Linked DNA regions of Homo sapiens: region 1 is linked to region 2. Evidence: chromatin loops called from intact Hi-C (ENCODE). Cell type or tissue: heart right ventricle. All regions are shown on one strand. Each heading gives the region's core, and the rest is flanking DNA. Links, peaks and the distances in the headings are about the cores only.

The links. Hi-C counts contacts between places; a loop is a spot of excess contacts. Peaks named below come from ENCODE experiments on the same cell type or tissue, not always from the same donor. Only the 100,000 strongest peaks of a DNase experiment are listed, where the experiment ranks them.
Region 1: a loop joins it to region 2, with 5 times the contacts of the local background. A loop is called at or near these places in 4 of 110 quality-filtered maps.

Annotation. Positions count from the first base shown.
Region 1 is chr1:42,507,302-42,516,068 of GRCh38, reverse strand. All of the region lies in intron 6 of CCDC30 (coiled-coil domain containing 30), which reads right to left. Among named protein-coding and RNA genes, the nearest start is that of CCDC30, 48 kb to the right of the region's middle. In heart right ventricle, for the core only: a CTCF peak has its summit at 4,291 (motif pointing left); no DNase peak of the experiment used is centred there.
Region 2 is chr1:42,742,850-42,751,616 of GRCh38, reverse strand. It overlaps P3H1 (prolyl 3-hydroxylase 1), which reads left to right. Exons shown (of 15, transcript NM_022356.4): 11 at 1,281-1,431; 12 at 3,300-3,417; 13 at 3,819-3,894; 14 at 4,205-4,345; 15 at 4,765-5,243. The coding sequence ends at 4,920. Among named protein-coding and RNA genes, the nearest start is that of CLDN19, 7.0 kb to the right of the region's middle. RefSeq lists an enhancer at 1-637 and a silencer at 6,233-6,433. In heart right ventricle, for the core only: a CTCF peak has its summit at 4,299 (motif pointing right); a DNase peak (open chromatin) is centred at 4,309.

The sequences.
Region 1 (8,767 bases), core at 173-8,172, 240 kb after region 2:
TTTCACTTCTGGTTATATACCCCAAAGAATTTAAAGCAGGGATGCAAATATGTATTTGTACACCCATTATTTACACTAGCTAAAATGTGGAAGCCACCCAAGTATCCACTGACAGACAAATAGATCAGCAAAATGTGGTATATACATTCAATGCAATATGATTCAGCCTTAAAAAAGAAGGAAATTCTGACACATGCTATAACATGGATGAACCTTGAAGACATCATTCTAAATTAAATAAGCCAATCACAAAAAGATAAATAGTACATGATTCCCCTTATATGAAATATCTAGAGTAGTCAAAATCATAGAGACAGATAGTAAAATGGTGGTTTCCAGAGGCTGGATGCAGGGAGTATCTTAGTCCCTTTGGACTATTATAACAAAATACCATAGACTAGGTAATTTACAAACAATAGAAGTTTATTTATCAGAGTTCTAGAGGCGAGAAGTTTAAGATTAAGGTACTAGTAGGTTTGGTGTCTGGTGAGGCACCTTTCTGCTTCCAAGTTGGCACCTTGTTGCTGCATTTTCCAGAAGAAATGAACACAGTGTCCACACACAGTCTCATTTCAACCTCAAGGCCTTTTACAAAAATGCTAATGCCATTCATGAGGGCTCTGCCAAATCATCTCCCAAAGGCCACATCTCTTAATACTGTTGCATTCTAGTTACCATAACAAAATCCCACAAACTGGGGTCTTAAAACAATAGAAATGTATTATCTCACAGTTTTGAAGGCTAGAAATCTGAAATCAAGGTATTAGTAGGGCCATATTCCTTTTGAGACTCTGGGTAGCATCATTTCTTGACTCTTCCTAGCTTCTGATGATGGCTGCTTATTCTTGTTTTTTTTTTTTTGGCTTGCAGCTGCATCATTCCAGTCTCTGCCTCTGTAATCACATGGCATTCTCTCTGTGTATGACTGTCTTCACATGGCATTTCTTCTTGTTATAATTGTACCAGTCATATTGGATTAAGGCCCACCCTAATTAACTCATCTTAATTTGATTACTTCTTCAAAAGTACTATTTCCAAATAATGTCACATTTACAGGTCCTGGGGGTTAGGACTTCAATATATTTCAGGGTACAGGACACAATTCAACACCTAAGAGGCCAAGCACAGTGGCTTATGCCTGTAATCCCAGCACTTTGGGAGGCCAAGGTGTGTGGATCACCTGAGGTCAGGAGTTCAAGACCAGCCTGGCCAACATGGTGAAACCCCATCTATACAAAAATACAAAAATTAGCTGGGTATGATGGCAGGTGCCTATAATCTCAGCTACTTGGGAGGGTGAGGCAGGAGAATCACTTGAACCTGGTAGGCTGAGGTTGCAGTGAGCTGAGATCTCGCCATTGCACTCCAGCCTGGGCGACAGAGCATGACTCCATCTCAAAAACAAAAACGAAAACAAAACACATAAGAGACTAATATACAAAATATATAAAGAGCTCCTGAGACTCAACAAAAAGAATAAATAACTCCATTAAAATTGGTAAAGGATTTGAAAAAATTTTCACCAAAGAAGATATGCAAATGGCTAACAAGCACTTGAAAAGGCAGATACTCAGTATCATTAGTCATTCAGGAAATATAAATCAAAACCACATTGAGACACTACTTCACACCAGCTAGGATGGTTATAATAAAAAAGAAGGATAAGTGTTGGAGAAGATATGGAGAAACTGCAACCCTCATACACTGCTGATGAGATGTAAAATAGTACATCTTCATTGGAAAACAGTCTGGTAGTTCCTCAGAAGGTTAAATGTAGAGTTAGCATATGACCCAATAATTCCACTTCTAGGAATATCCCCAAGAGACATGAAAACATATGTCCATACAAAAACTTATAAATGAACATTCATAACAGAATTATTCATAATAATCACAAAGTAGAAACTATCAAATGTCCAATTGATGAATAAATAAACAAAATGTGATGTATATCTGATATAGTTTGGATATTTGTCCTCACCAAATCTCATGTTGAAATGTGATCTCCAATGTTGGAGGTGGGGCATTAGTGGGAGGCATTTTGATCATGAGGGGGAATCCTTCATGAATGGCTTAGTACCCTCCCCACAGTAATAAGTTCACATGAGATATGGTTGTTAAAAAGAGGCTAAGCCCTTCCCCCTCTCTCACCATGAGACAGACCTACTACTTCTTTGCCTTCAGCCATGACTGTAAGCTTCCTAAGGCCCTCACCAGAAGCAGATGCCATCATTATGCTTCTTGTACAGCTTGCAGAACTGTAAGCCAAAATAAACCTCGTCTTTATAAATTAACCAGCCTCGGGTACTCCTTTATAGCGACATAAAATACACTAATGATATAGGAGTTAAAAAGAAATTATTTAGGAAGATTTTGAGGGTAAGGAAGTCCTCATTAAGGTTTTACTTTTCATGAAAAGCACCCCCAAAATCATTTTCTTTTCTAACAAAGAGCAGTCTGTAAAATTGAGCTGCAGACATAGACAAGCAAACTGAAAACTTGCACAGGTGAATGCCGGCAGTTGTGCCAATAGGAAAAGGCTACCTGGGACTAGGCATGATCAAAATGGCGGCTCCATCTTCCCTTCTCTTTGCCAGCCACATATACAGTAAGGAGCAGACAAGATGGCGCTGGCCAAGTAGAAAACCCATTTGCATATTAAGATCAGGGTGGGGTGACAAACCTTCCCCACACACTATGTAAATATTATACCTGGTCAGGACAATCTGTTGGCCCTACATAAATCAGACACTGCCTCCTCAATCCTGCCTATAAAATCTGCTGCAGTCTGCTGCAGGTCAGCTTTTCCCTTTCAGATGCCCCTCTCTCTCACAAGAGAGAGCTGCTCTCCTCTCTCCTTTCTTCTGCCTATTAAACTTTCCCCTCCTTAACCCACCCATGTATGTCCATGTCCTTAATCTTCTTGGCATGAGACAATGAACCCTGGATATTTCCCCAGACAATGATGCTACTTCCCTTGGTGGCTTGTCCAGGATCAGAACAGGAACAGAAGGTATAACCATCAGAGTGGTAAGAATGGGAGCAAATCTCAAATCTGTCCTTTAATTTTGAGGTTCTTGGCCTCCATTTTAGAATCAAATCAAACTAAATAAAAAATACTGGGCTCCCATCAACCATTTAAAAACACGGTTAGCGTGGCTGCCAGCCTTACAAGACACAGGGGTGAGGTGTACTGAGGAGAACATGGAGAATCCCCCAGAAACCACGGGTTGCTGGGCATGTTGGCCATGTTTGAATGAGTTACTTTTCATGTTGGGCCTAGCCACCGCATGGGGCTGAGTGAGGTCCTGAAACAACTGAGGATTTCTGGTCAGGGCAACAACCTGCTATTATCCAAAGGCTTCTGGACTAATCCCAGCCTCTGACTGCTTGACTGGGTGTTGGCAAAAAGGATCTCCAGCTATCCTGTTGCAAAATTTCCTTCTTTTCTATCCATGGTTGCCATGTCTCCTATCCTCTCTCTATGTGCAATATGCGGGAAGTTTTACAGCTCAGGGAAGTGATCCTGTTAGGCAAGATCAGGAAATTCTATAGTAACAAAGGATATAACTCAGGGGAATGCTGTTGTGATTTTCTAGGATCAGAGGGTCTCCCCCCACCCGCCACAGTGAGGTCACTCCCTGCCCTTAGTCTGGAGAGCACATGGCATTTCCAGGTCACTCTCTGCCCTTGGTCAGGAAAGCATATGGCATTTCCAGGTCTGTTGGGAATGGGCCCCCAAATCTGGCCATAAACTGGCCCCAAAACTGGCCATAAACAAAATCTCTTTGAGCAGCACTGTGACATGCTCATGATGCCCTTGACGCCCACACTGGAAGGTTGTCGGTTTACCAGAATGAGGGCAAGGAACACCTGGCCCACCCAGGGTGGAAAACCACTTAAGGTGTTCTTAAACCACAAACAATAGCATGAGCGATCTGTGCCTTGAGGACATGTTCATGCTGCAGATAACTAGCCAGAGCCCATCCCTTTATTTCGGCCCATCCCTTTGTTTCCCGTAAGGAATACTTTTAGTTAATCTACAATCTATAGAAACAATGTTTATCACTGGCTTACTGTCAATAAATATGTGGGTAAATCTCTGTTCAAGGCTGTCAGCTCTGAAGGCTGTGAGACACCTGATTTCCCACTTCACACTCTATATTTCTGTGTGTGTCTTTAATTCCTCTAGCACTGCTGGGTTAGGGTCTCCACGACCAAGCTGGTCTCAGACAGGTCACTCTCTGCCCTTAGTCTGGAGAGCACATGGCATTTCAAGGTCAATAGCGCCACCTAGAGGAATAAAAATCCTCTCCATGAGGCACAATGTCGTCCCTTTGCCAAATTCTCCTCCCAATTCTCCTCCCTTTTTGCACCAATATACTAAAAATCAGGCTCTATGCCCCTTCTGTAAATGGGAAAACTCTGCTTTTGACAATTAGGAGTCCTAATTGGCCACAAATGGCCTCTGGCACCAAATTTTAGTCTTGACACTGTCCCATCGGCAGGAAAAATGCCATTTGGTCCCTACGTTCTTTTAAGGCACCTATTCTACCTCCAATTAGAACAGTACTTAAATAGTAAGGGAATTTTAGGTCCAGAAGTTAACTGGAACCATTCTCTAAGGGGAAACGCTTTAGCATGGGCCATGATAGTAGGATATAGAGTTCAATCTAGTACCCTTTCTCCATTAAAGGGGCCTTGTCCAAATGCAACTATTACATAGTATTTCCTGAGATCCATCTTTGAGGGAGGATGCAGATCACATAAGTCTAGGAAGTCAAAGGGAAATCACAAGTGGAGGACTAGAGTCACATGGGTAATCGTGACTAATCCCAGTTGCTTAGTTCCTCTGGTTCCACAACTGGGGGTCATGCCCGCAACCATGAGTGGCACATTTAACAAGGTGCTGGGACCCAGGAACCAAGGAGGGAAAACAGTAAGGGGGATGCCCTCACTGTCTTCCCCTCCACCCTGGGTCACACTGAAAGGAATAGGATTAAAGGGACGCCTTTTTCTCGCTTCTCTTTCTAAATGGGTAACAGACCATCTTCAGCTTGCACCTCTCTGTAGTGCTTTCTGAAGCACAAGGACTCCTTTGACCCTGAGACTTTGAAGAAAAAGTGGCTCATTTTCTTTTACACAAGAGCATGGCCTTTTTACTAGATCTTCACAAGAGTTGCACAATCAACCCAGCCCTTATAGCAGTCATATCAGGCGACCTACAGAGAATGATTCCCCCAAATTAGAGAAGCAACTTCCAGGGAAACCATCTGAGGATCCCCCTTATTTGGGGCCCCCCTCAAGTTCCCTTCTCATTGCAGGACCTTAGGCAAATAAAGGGAGACTTAGGCCAATTTTCTGACGATGCTGATAAGTATATAGAAGCTTTCCACATTTTTTTTTTTTTTTGAAACGGAGTCTTGCTCTCTCACCCAGGCTGGAGTGCAGTGGCGCGATCTCACCTCACTGCAACCTCCACTTCCCAGGTTCAAGTGATTCTCCTGCCTCAGCCTCCCAAGTAGCTGGGACCACAGGCGTGTGCCACCACATCCAGCTAATTATTGTATTTTTAGTAAAGACGGGTTTTCACCATATTGGCAAGGATGGTCTTGATCTCCTGACCTCGTGATCTGCCCACCTTGGCCCCCCAAAGTGCTGGGATTACAGGCATGAGCCACCACACCTGGCCTCCAAAATTTAACTCAAGTGTTTAACCTCTCACAAAGGGATATTATGCTATTCCTAAGCCAAACCCTAACCAAGGTTGAAAACCAGGCAGCTCCGCAGACAGCAGAGAAATTTGGAGATGAGCAATCTGTCTCCTATGGTAGGTCAAAAGGAAAAGAGAAAATAGAGAGAGTAAAGAAACAGGGGAATCATCATTCCCAATTGGAAGAGAGGCAGTACTTATTGACAACCCTAATTGAAACCCTCAAATGCAACTTCCAGATGCCCTGGTTCTTCCTGCCCACCATCTACATTGTCAGCTCCTCCAATTCTACAACACAAACCCCGAGACTTTTCTATGGTATTTTTCCTTCCTTTTTTCATGGTTTATAATGTTCCTCCAAACTGGGAAAAGTTAATTTCCCCAAACCTTAAAATGCTTTGCTTAGAGTTGAGCTTGGAGGAAGGGAACCCAGAAGCTTGACATACTGGCAAAAGGGTAAAAGTTTTACGGTTTTTTTTTTAACCAGTGGGCTTTTGGCTTCTCTCTCTCTGTGCAAACTGGTAAAATGAATAATAAGAATCACTGTTTATATTCTCTGTTAAGTTTTAATTAATGAAAGAGGATTTGTGAGGTTGGTCTTAAGTTGCAGCCAGTCTAGTGTGCATTGTGTGTCTTTCTGCATGATTCTGTTAAAAGAAAGGGTACCTTAGGTTAGGATACAGGCCCAGGACCTCATAAGCCTGTTGATCAAGCCAGCTCAACAAAGTGTTCAGTAACAAACTTTGCTACAGGCCTCTTCTTGTTTTATGTCCTTCGGAACATGACCTGTAACCACATGGCAATACTTTGTTTTAGTCCCCACCATTGTAAAATGGTGACTGTCTTCTGTGCTAAGTCAGTTCCTGGGTGGGGGTCTCAAACTCAGATAAGCCATTTTATCGATCTGGGTGGTGCTAGTTGATCTATCAAGGGCGGGGTTTGCAAAATATCTTAAGCACTGACCTTGAGAGCAGTTTAGAGAGAGTCAAAATCTTGTAGCCTCCAGCTGCATGGCTCCCAAGCAATGGTTTCTAATCTTGTGACTAGTTTCTTGGTCTGCTCCCCAGGAAAGAGGGATGGTTATCATCTTTGTTTTAGACTATAAACTGTAAATCACACTCCTTCCAGAGTTGGTTCAGCCTATGTCTAGGGATGGGGAAGGGCAGCTTTGGGGCTGGAAGCAAGATGGAGTTGGTTGGGTCAAAACTCTTTCACTGTCTCAGTCACAGTTTTGCAATGAAGGTTTCAAAAGCTGCTTACCACCCCTTTGAAAATACCTCATACACTCGCAGCTAAGTCATAACCTAATTTAGGCTGGTTGGTTTCACCTGTGAGGTTACTTTTTGTAAAGTTCAAAAGCTGAAAAACTTAACTGCTAGGTGTGGCTAAAGTCAAGTAACAAGGGACTTAAAAGGATTTTCTTAAAGAGTGCTCAGTTTGATTAAAAGCGGATATCCAAGCAAGGGTATATTTTAAAAACCTTTATGCTTTTCTCTTCTTGGAGCCTGTTTTTTTGAAAAAGGGCTTTTTTCTTCAGTCAACTGAACTATTTTTCTCCATTTTTTTTGTCTTGCCACTCTTAATGCACACATAAGAGGCCCTAAGATAACTTCTGGTAGTCTGGGACTTCTTGGGAAAAACAGAGGAGGTGCCACAGACCCTGTTTTGGGAAAACACATACACACACACACGTACACACCCTCTGTTTCCCTCATGAAACCCCAGGAATTAAAAGCAGCTACATCTCTCTCAAAATCAAAGGTGCTGTTCTGTTTCGCATTGTGTTATCTGATGGTTTTAAGTTTTGGGGCTATCAAATTACTTTGCATTATGAGAGGGCTTTGTGTAATAACTAGGTAAAAAATATACCTTAAGGGATGGCTAATAGAAGTTATGGAGGGATACTTACTTCTTTGCACATCTGGATCAGAGAAGCATGCTGTTGGCTACCCGGAAGATTTGGAAACATCCCCACCCCAAATTAAGGGATAAGGCTCCCATGGGGAGTGGGCTGATTACAAAATGGGCTGATTGCCTTTGGGTTGCCTTGCAATGAGATGCGTGGTAGAAGCACTACACTGTCTTCTCCCCATAGTATTTCCCTCCTTTTGGGAATCCAGGATCCACTATAAAATGGCACCCTTTATTTTGAGGATCTGTCTTTGCCTTCAGCTGTGCCAGCTTATTCAGCCATAAAAATGCATGCTTTCCTAGTCGTGTTCCTCCAAGGTCTCCACCCTGAAGCCAGTAATCCAATTAAGAAACTAGCAAATGAAAAATTTTACAAGTGCTAAATCTTCTGTCTGGGTAGCTATATATGTGTTGTGTGTAATATCTATAAAAAGAGCTCTAATTAATTGTCTTAGAGAAAAATAAATGCTTAAATATTTTAAAGGAAAGATAAAAGCTGTAATGCTTCTTAGTTAATGTGACTTTAATTTTTAAGAAATAAAAAAGTCTTCAAGATTATTGGTAAAATACAAGTGTTATCAATATAAACAGGTGATCTAAATCATGTAAGTCAAATACTAGGTTTGCTAAAGGTTTCAAGGTTGTAAACCACCTGCTTCACAATTTGGTAAGGGCTGGGGACATACAAAATTAACAACCCCCTAACTATGCTGGAAAAAGTAAGTGATTTTCTCTGTGCCTAGTACATAATCAAAACAACTTACCAGGTTTCACATTAAAGTTAAAAATTGCTATGAGTTACTATCATAATATGTAATTTTGACTACTAAAAATAGATTTACATGCAAGGTGTGTAAAAACAGTAAAATATGTTTTTTAGTAAGAGATTATAAGAAAGTATGGAAATGTAAATTTTACCTAGTCATAAAGAATTGTCTTAAATTAGATAAGATAAAGCTGAAGGTTTAAGCAAGTTATGGAAAGATTATAAAAATTAATCTGGCAAAAATCCCATGTGTAAACCTTAACTAAATTCAAAAGGGTATTATATCATTTTTTCATAAATTGAGCATTGAAATAAAAGCACAGCAAAGTTGTCTTAAGACACTAATTCGCATTTCAGCAAAAGGGTTACAAAAGGTT
Region 2 (8,767 bases), core at 284-8,283:
TATTTTTTATTATTTTATTTATTTATTTATTTATTTATTTATTTTTTTTTTATTGATCATTCTTGGGTGTTTCTCGCAGAGGGGGATTTGGCAGGGTCACAGGACAATAGTGGAGGGAAGGTCAGCAGATAAACAAGTGAACAAAGGTCTCTGGTTTTCCTAGGCAGAGGACCCTGCGGCCTTCCGCAGTGTTTGTGTCCCTGGGTACTTAAGATTAGGGAGTGGTGATGACTCTTAACGAGCATGCTGCCTTCAAGCATCTGTTTAACAAAGCACATCTTGCACCGCCCTTAATCCATTTAACCCTGAGTGGACACAGCACATGTTTCAGAGAGCACAGGGTTGGGGATAAGGTCACAGATCAACAGGATCCCAAGGCAGAAGAATTTTTCTTAGTACAGAACAAAATGAAAAGTCTCCCATGTCTACTTCTATCCACACAGACCCCGCAACCATCCGATTTCTCAATTTTTTCCCCACCCTTCCCGCCTTTCTATTCCACAAAACCGCCATCGTCATCATGGCCCATCCCCAATGAGCCGCTGGGCACACCTCCCAGACGGGGTCGTGGCTGGGCAGAGGGGCTCCTCACTTCCCAGTAGGGGCGGCCGGGCAGAAGCGCCCCTCACCTCCCGGATGGGGCGGCTGGCCGGGCGGGGGGCTGACCCCCCCACCACCCTCCCGGACGGGGCGGCTGGCCAGGCAGAGGGGCTCCTCACTTCCCAGTAGGGGCAGCCGGGCAGAGGCGCCCCTCACCTCCTGGATAGGGCGGCTGGCCGGGCAGGGGGCTGACCCCCCCACCTCCCTCCCGGACGGGGCGGCTGGCCGGGCAGAGGGGTCCTCACTTCCCAGTAGGGGCGGCCGGGCAGAGGCGCCCCTCACCTCCCGGACAGGGCGGCCGGCCGGGCGGGGGGCTGACCCCCCCACCTCCCTCCCGGACGGGGCGGCTGGCCGACCACCCCCCCCGGCCTCCCTCCCGGACGGGGTGGCTGGCCGGGCTGAGGGGCTCCTCACTTCCCAGTAGGGGCGGCCGGGCAGAGGCGCCCCTCACCTCCCGGACGCAAACTCCCATTTTTTTAAAGCCACCAGATCTCGTGAGACTTATTCAGTATTATGAGAACAGCACGGGAAAGATCCACCCCCATTATTCAGTCATCTCCCACCAGGTCCCTTCCACAACACATGGGAATTATGGGAACTACAAGATAAGATTTGGGTAGGGACACAGAGCCAAACCATATCAGTCGTTGAGGGCAGCTGACCATCTGTCTCCTTGGCAGCTGGGGCAAGAAGGCAAAGTTCCTCTGCAGAGTGCCCACCTGTACTACAACGTGACGGAGAAGGTGCGGCGCATCATGGAGTCCTACTTCCGCCTGGATACGCCCCTCTACTTTTCCTACTCTCATCTGGTGTGCCGCACTGCCATCGAAGGTGGGCCTCATTACCCCTGCAGCACCCGCCCCCGCATGCTGTACCTCAGCTCTGTGCTGGATGCTGAAGACACAGAGAGAACAGGATGCGGTCCCTTTTCTTCAGTTGGGGAACCAATGTAAATACATGGGTGGCATCCCAGTGTGATGCATGCCACAGTAGCATGGAGGAAGTTATAGTCAACCTACCTGGGGATCAAGAAGGCTTCCCAGAGGGAAATGGGGTGCAGCCAGAAAGGGGGCCACCCGTCACTTGTCACACAACGCACTTTAATGGGGAAGCTGGTGCTAAACCATTCATAGAGGACCTGCCTCCGGGTTAGGGTTTCATACATAGCTGAGCAGCTCCCTCGCTGCCATCTGTTGAAAGACAGCCCTCAACAGAAGGGCTTGTTAAAAGCAAAAATAATAACAACAACAACAACAACAAAAAGAAGGCTTCCCAGAGGAAGCAATGGCAGTTTTGCAGGATGAATACGATTACGGAGTACTCCGGGTGGTGGGATGGTGTTTGCACAGGAGTGGAGGCATTGTGCAGCCTGGTAGTCAGGGGAACTAAGAAAGGTGCCAAATCCTGGAGAGCTACATTCAAGGGAATTTTTATCCTTTAGCTCAACCATAGCTATGTGGCAGATTCTCTTTTACTAATTGTTAAATACCAAATTTGTGAGAGAGCTTCGTGATTTACAAGTGAGAGTGGCCTGGAGGTTATTCCTCATTCCCTCGCCCACCCACATTCCCTTTTGCATGTCCAAGAAGGGGAGAGGTTCAGCTAGTGCTGCAAGGATCCTATGTGGCCCAGAGCCGGCTCTGTCATACTGGAGCCTCCAGCAGGCCCCTGGCAGTGATGGCCATTGGTACGTGGCACAGATCAGAGGGCTTTCCTCTACCTCAGAATGTTTGGAATTCTGTCACAATCTGGGCACACCCAAAGGGACCAGTCAGACACACAACTGGGTGTGTCACAAGCCCCCGGTGGGAGAGCACAAGCACAGGTGCCAGGAGGCCAGGGAGGCCTCATCAAGCAGTGAAGGACGTGGTGAGGCCTTGACTTTTAAAGGATTCATTTTGCTGCTGTGTGTGTGGAGAGATTTCAAACCAAAAAGGGAAGCTGGTCAGCAATGACCTCTGTGGACAAGGGCAAAGCCCTAAACTCAGGAAGTGGCAGTGGGAGGAGGGAGAAGTGAGGCCCCGGGAAGGTGCAGGAGGTGGATGGACAGGACCTGGTGACTGGCTGGACAAGTGGGAATGGAGAAGGAGGCACCCACCACGACGTGACGGTGCCTACATAGAGCATGCCAAAGGTTTGCGTTGGGGAAAGACGTGGTCTGCCTGGCATTTGACAGTGAGCCCGGTCTGTTCCCTTTCGTGACCTTCTCCCTGCATGGTTTCTCCACCCACCCCACCCCAGAGCCCCACTGAAGTTCATGCTTTCCCTTTGCTAGCCAGCTCTTCTCTGCCCCACTTCCTGCCACTCAGCCCCATCTCCTGCAGTCCTGATGGAGGACTGACCCACTCTGCCCTGCGTCCGTCCCACCTCCTGATCCCTCATTCTCACTTCCCTGGGCCTTTGTATTTTGTAAAGTCCAGCTACAAACCAGGGTTGTGCCATTCTGCCCAGGATCTGCCCTTGGTTGGAGCCCTTCATTCCTGCTTGCCACACCCTGCTCACTTCTGCCAAGAACTGTCCTAGGAAGCCTGCAGACTTGTCCTGACCCCTAGGCTTGTGGCTTAGCCAAAGACACCCCCCTAGTTCATTGGGCATTCCGTAGACTCAAACACATTTTGGGAAGCACCTCCCCTGCCAAGAAGAGAGCTATGCCGTCTCCCGAGGTGCTCCCTTGCTAACATGTGTGACATTGGCCCCAGAGGTCCAGGCAGAGAGGAAGGATGATAGTCATCCAGTCCACGTGGACAACTGCATCCTGAATGCCGAGACCCTCGTGTGTGTCAAAGAGCCCCCAGCCTACACCTTCCGCGACTACAGGTGAGTGCGGGGCAGGTGCAGGGTGAGGAGGTCTGTGCCCTCCTCAGAGGCCCCACAGTGCCCTGCACTCTACTACCCCACCCTAGCACACACACACTGGTTGGGGCTAGCTGTTCCCAGAGTCCAATCCTTTATCCCCAAACCCGCTGGATAAGAAGATAGGCAAAGAGGGAATCATATCGTGGTGTGACAAGAACGGTAGTGTGAGTGGGCACAGGGGACTCTAAGGCGAGGGTGGAGAGTGGAAAGGTGGAGTTTGTACGGCATCAGTATAGGTTCTTAAAGGTTTCCCTCCCACACAAAGCCACCCTCCTGCTGCTGGTTGAGAGCACCTGGAGGTGAAGGCTCAGGGGAAAGGGAGGCAGGGAAGGGCCATGATGAGATGTCTCTGCCTTTCCCAGCGCCATCCTTTACCTAAATGGGGACTTCGATGGCGGAAACTTTTATTTCACTGAACTGGATGCCAAGACCGTGACGGTGAGTGCTCCCTTGTCCTTGTCCCTGGGAGATAAAAAGTCTGTTTTCTACAGCTGATGTTCCCAAAGTGCAGTGGACAAAAATAACCAACTGGGCTTCCCAGTGGGCGGTACCCTTCCCCCATCCAGAGGGGCTTTGAGACGTGTCCATCACTCCTCTAACCAGTCACCCTTTCTCTTTAGTTCTGGTCTTAGGGAAGCCATACTGAAGAGCTGCCCTCGGTCGTGAGCCCTAATGAGCCCATGTCTCTTCTGAGAGTGGATTACAGTCTTTGTCCTGTGCAACCCCCCTCCCTTTCTGTCCCCCTTAGGCAGAGGTGCAGCCTCAGTGTGGAAGAGCCGTGGGATTCTCTTCAGGCACTGAAAACCCACATGGAGTGAAGGCTGTCACCAGGGGGCAGCGCTGTGCCATCGCCCTGTGGTTCACCCTGGACCCTCGACACAGCGAGCGGGTGAGAGCAGCTCGAGCGGGTGAGAGCAGCTGGTGCTGTGGTGACCCGTTCCCAGAGCGCCCTTGGTTTGCCTTTCTCTTCCCCAAATCCCATTGCCAGTGGCTGAGACACGAAAGGAGCACTTGGGACACCAGCTCCAACGCCCTGTCATTATGGTCACATTGCCTTGTCCTCCCTGGGCCTGCTGTGAACGGGATCCAGGTGGGGAAAGAGGTCAAGACAGGGAGCGATGCTGAGTTCTTGGTTCCCTCCTTGGGCCCCACTTCAGCTGTCCTTTTCCAGAGAGTAGGACCTGCTGGGAAGGAGATGAGCCTGGGGCCATTAAGGAACCTTCCTTGTCCCCTGGGAAGTAGCAGCTGAGAGATAGCGAGTGTCTGGAGCGGAGGCCTCTCTGAATGGGCAGGGGTTTGTCCTTGCAGGACAGGGTGCAGGCAGATGACCTGGTGAAGATGCTCTTCAGCCCAGAAGAGATGGACCTCTCCCAGGAGCAGCCCCTGGATGCCCAGCAGGGCCCCCCCGAACCTGCACAAGAGTCTCTCTCAGGCAGTGAATCGAAGCCCAAGGATGAGCTATGACAGCGTCCAGGTCAGACGGATGGGTGACTAGACCCATGGAGAGGAACTCTTCTGCACTCTGAGCTGGCCAGCCCCTCGGGGCTGCAGAGCAGTGAGCCTACATCTGCCACTCAGCCGAGGGGACCCTGCTCACAGCCTTCTACATGGTGCTACTGCTCTTGGAGTGGACATGACCAGACACCGCACCCCCTGGATCTGGCTGAGGGCTCAGGACACAGGCCCAGCCACCCCCAGGGGCCTCCACAGGCCGCTGCATGACAGCGATACAGTACTTAAGTGTCTGTGTAGACAACCAAAGAATAAATGATTCATGGTTTTTTTTACTTGGTTTGTTCAGACAATGGAAATTTGCCCATTCTGTCCCAGAGGTCTCACTTGATAAAAATTGCTCTAGGCAGGACCCAGTGGCAGGTGTGGGACGAGAAGTCCTGGCTTGGCACCTGGCTCAACCACTTGCTGTGCAGCCACAGGCCAGACACTTAACCTTCAGCACCTCGGGGTTGTCATCTGTATAATGGGGATCATAGTCCTCCCTCTGCTCACCTTCTGGGGCAGCTGTATGGCCCAGATGCAATATCGGATGTGACAACACTTTTGTAAACGGTAAAGCTCTGGGTGAATGGTTGGGATTATTGTTAATCCTCTTCTGGCAGGGAGCGGCGGTCAGCAGTGCTCTGGCACGTCACCCCTATGTCAGCCACATGCTTCCTGCTCTGCCGTCTGGCCTCAGTGTCCTGTATCTCGGCCTCCCTGTGCAGGAAGACACACTCTAGGAAACACTGGAAATGGAGATTCAGCTCCTCTGGCTACATCCCTGGTACTAGGTCCAGAGCTTTTACTGTGCTTGAGATGCCACAGGGCGTTGAGTGTAGGAACCTGCACATGAGTGTTCACTTCTTCCATCAATCAATATGTATTTACTGAGCACCAGCTAAGTGCCTGGTGCTGGGAACGTGGCAGTGAACAAGTCCCCACCTTCATACAGCTTGTATTTTGTAGGAGAAACAGATAACACATGTAAATTGTGTGTGTGTGTGTGTGTGTGTGTGTGTGTGTGTAAAACCCTTAGAGGTAGAAAATAAAACAAGTCAGGGTCCAAGGTGGAGGAAAAACAAGGAAGCCAATGTGGCGGTGTAGATTGGTCAAGAAAGAGTATGGTGACATTAGCCAGGAGACGTGTCACGTGCCTGTAGTCCCAGCTGGACGCTGAGGCAGGAAGATCGCTTGAGCCTGGAAGTTCGAGGCTGCAGTGAGCTATGATCGCCCGACTGCACTCCAGCCTTCACAAGAAAGCAAGATCCCAACTCTAAAAACAAATAAAAAGGAAAGTGGTGGATTGTCAGGGGTGTCTGGGGGCCTATTTTTAAAGTAGAGCCAACAGGCATTGCTGATGGATTGGATGTGAGGTGTGAGAAAAGGCATCAAGAAGAAGCTAGGCCAGGCTCAGTAGCTCCGCTTGTAATCCCAGCAGTTTGGGAGGCGAAGGCCAGTGGATCACTTGAGTTCAGAAGTTTAAGACCAGCCTGGTCAACATAGGGTGACCCTATCTCTAAAAAAAACTTGAAAAGCCAGGCATGGTGATGCACACCTGTGGTCCCAATACTAAGGAGGCTGAGGTAGGAGGATCATGAGCCCAGGACGTCAAGCCTGCTCCATTGCACTCCAGCCTGAGTGACAGAGCAAGACCATGTCTCAAAGAAAGAACAAGGCTGGTCTTTGTGGCTCACGCCTGTAATCCCAGCACTTTGGGAGACTGAGGTGGGTGGCTCACCCAAGGTCAGGAGGTCGAGACCAGCCTGGCCAACATGGTGAAACCCGTCTCTACTAAAAATACAAAAATTAGCTGGGTGTGGTGGCAGGCGCCTGTAATCCCAGCTACTCGGGAGACTGAGGCGAGATAATCATTTGAACCCAGGAGGCGGAGGTTGCAGTGAGCCAAGATCACGCCATTGCACTCCAGCCTGGGCAACAAGAGTGACACTCCATCTCAAATAAATAAATAAGAACAAAAACAAAAATTTCAATTAAAAAGTTTATTGGGCTGAGCACAGTGGCACACACTTGTAATCCCAACACTTTGGGAGGCCAAGTCAGGAGATCACTTAAGCCCAGGAGTTCAAGACCAGCCTTGGCAACATTGGAAGACCGTATTGCTATTAAAAAAGAAAAATTGTTTTTTAGGAAACGATTATTTTTTGAGCTGGGAGATAGCACTGCGTGTTAGTTGGCTGGTGGGAATGATCCAGTCAAGACAGTCACTCCTCCTTTTATCATGGTTGATCCCCGCCATCCTATTTGGGTGGCTCACTCGGCGTACAGAGAGGACCACGTTAGTGCAAAAAGCATGAACTTTACCCACACACTGAGCTGGGTGACACTCCCACTTCCACCATGTGGAGTTGTGTGACCTCCAGCAAGTTAGGGAACCTGTATGTGTTTCCTCACCAGCGGAATGGAATCACAGTCCTTCCCGCGATGGTTGAGCGGATGAACAAGGGAATGCTCACAAAGCAACCAGCACGACACTTAGCCCATGGTAGACATCAACATTACAGAAGACTACATCAGCCTAATTCTGGTTTTCCAGAAGTTTCCACATCAAGGCAGATGACTTTACAGTTTCAACTTATGCTAAACAGATACAGGCAGCAGCCTCTTAACTGAGCTCACAAAAGGCCAGATGTTTTCAAGGCAGCAGGCCCAAGATAAGTGTATATAGAGTGGGGCGAGTCCTCCTGGAAGCATGGGGTGATGGCAGCCCGGCTGAGATGCGACTGTGATTTCGGTCTGCGTTTGGTAACGCACATGCAAGGGCGCGCGAGCAATGAGAGGATGACTGCTTGAGAAGAAAGGAGAGAGCCCATGGGAGGGTTGGAGGGGATGAAAGGCAACTCCTCAAACACAGTGAAGATTTGGATGTGGAAGACGCCGCTGGTCTCTGGCGCCCCAGGCATCTAGCAGAGCTCTCAGCAGGGGCATCAAGAGACAGATGCTGTACTCAGTGTGGTTAGCACAGGTAAATGGGACAGCCACATGTGTCACAGAGGCGCAGGGCCCGGGCGAGAGGGTGGAACACAAAAATGTGTCTGCTAACACAGTCTCAAGGTGCTCAGGGACCTTAGGAAGGAGGTAAACGACGCAATAAGTGCAGTGAATGGAAATATGCCAAGAGTATGATGGGATTGCAGATCAGGATGCTTAGCCGTGCCTGGGCAGGCAGAATCGTTGGGGGTGGCCACACAGCTGGCTGTATTGCTTTCTAGCTGTGCGCCCTGAGGCAAGTAGTCTCCATTCCAAGCTTATAGTTCCGGGAATCTCAGACTCTGAGTTGGGAGGGTGATAAGAACTCCAAAATTTCAAATGATGATTGCAGAGAAGGTGCTAGATTGCTAAAGACTGAATCGGACCCTCCTAACTGACAATGAGAGAGGGCGGTGGAAAGGTCTCCGATTTTTCACAGGGAGGGAGGCAAAAGCATTGAATCCTCATACCAATCAGTCAATGATCAACACATACCTAGCAAGGCTGGCTCTCGGTCAGGCACTGTTGCAGAGGAAGTGGCAGTGGGTCTTCAGCCACAGGCAGTCTGCCCACTCCCAGAGTGCGAAGGCTGGAGGGGCAGACTGTGCGGGGAGTCTTTTTGGAACAGAGCTTTCATTAGTCACAGTTCTGCAGGCGTTTTATGCTTTCAAACAGCCTTTCTCACCTATCATCTGATCCTTGTAAACTCCCTCATGCATCAGACAGGGCAAGTGTTATTATCCCTACTTTTCAATGGAGAAACCAGGCCCAGGGAAGCTGAGGATTTGGCTAATGTCCCATAGCTTTTCAGTGGCAGGGGTAAAGC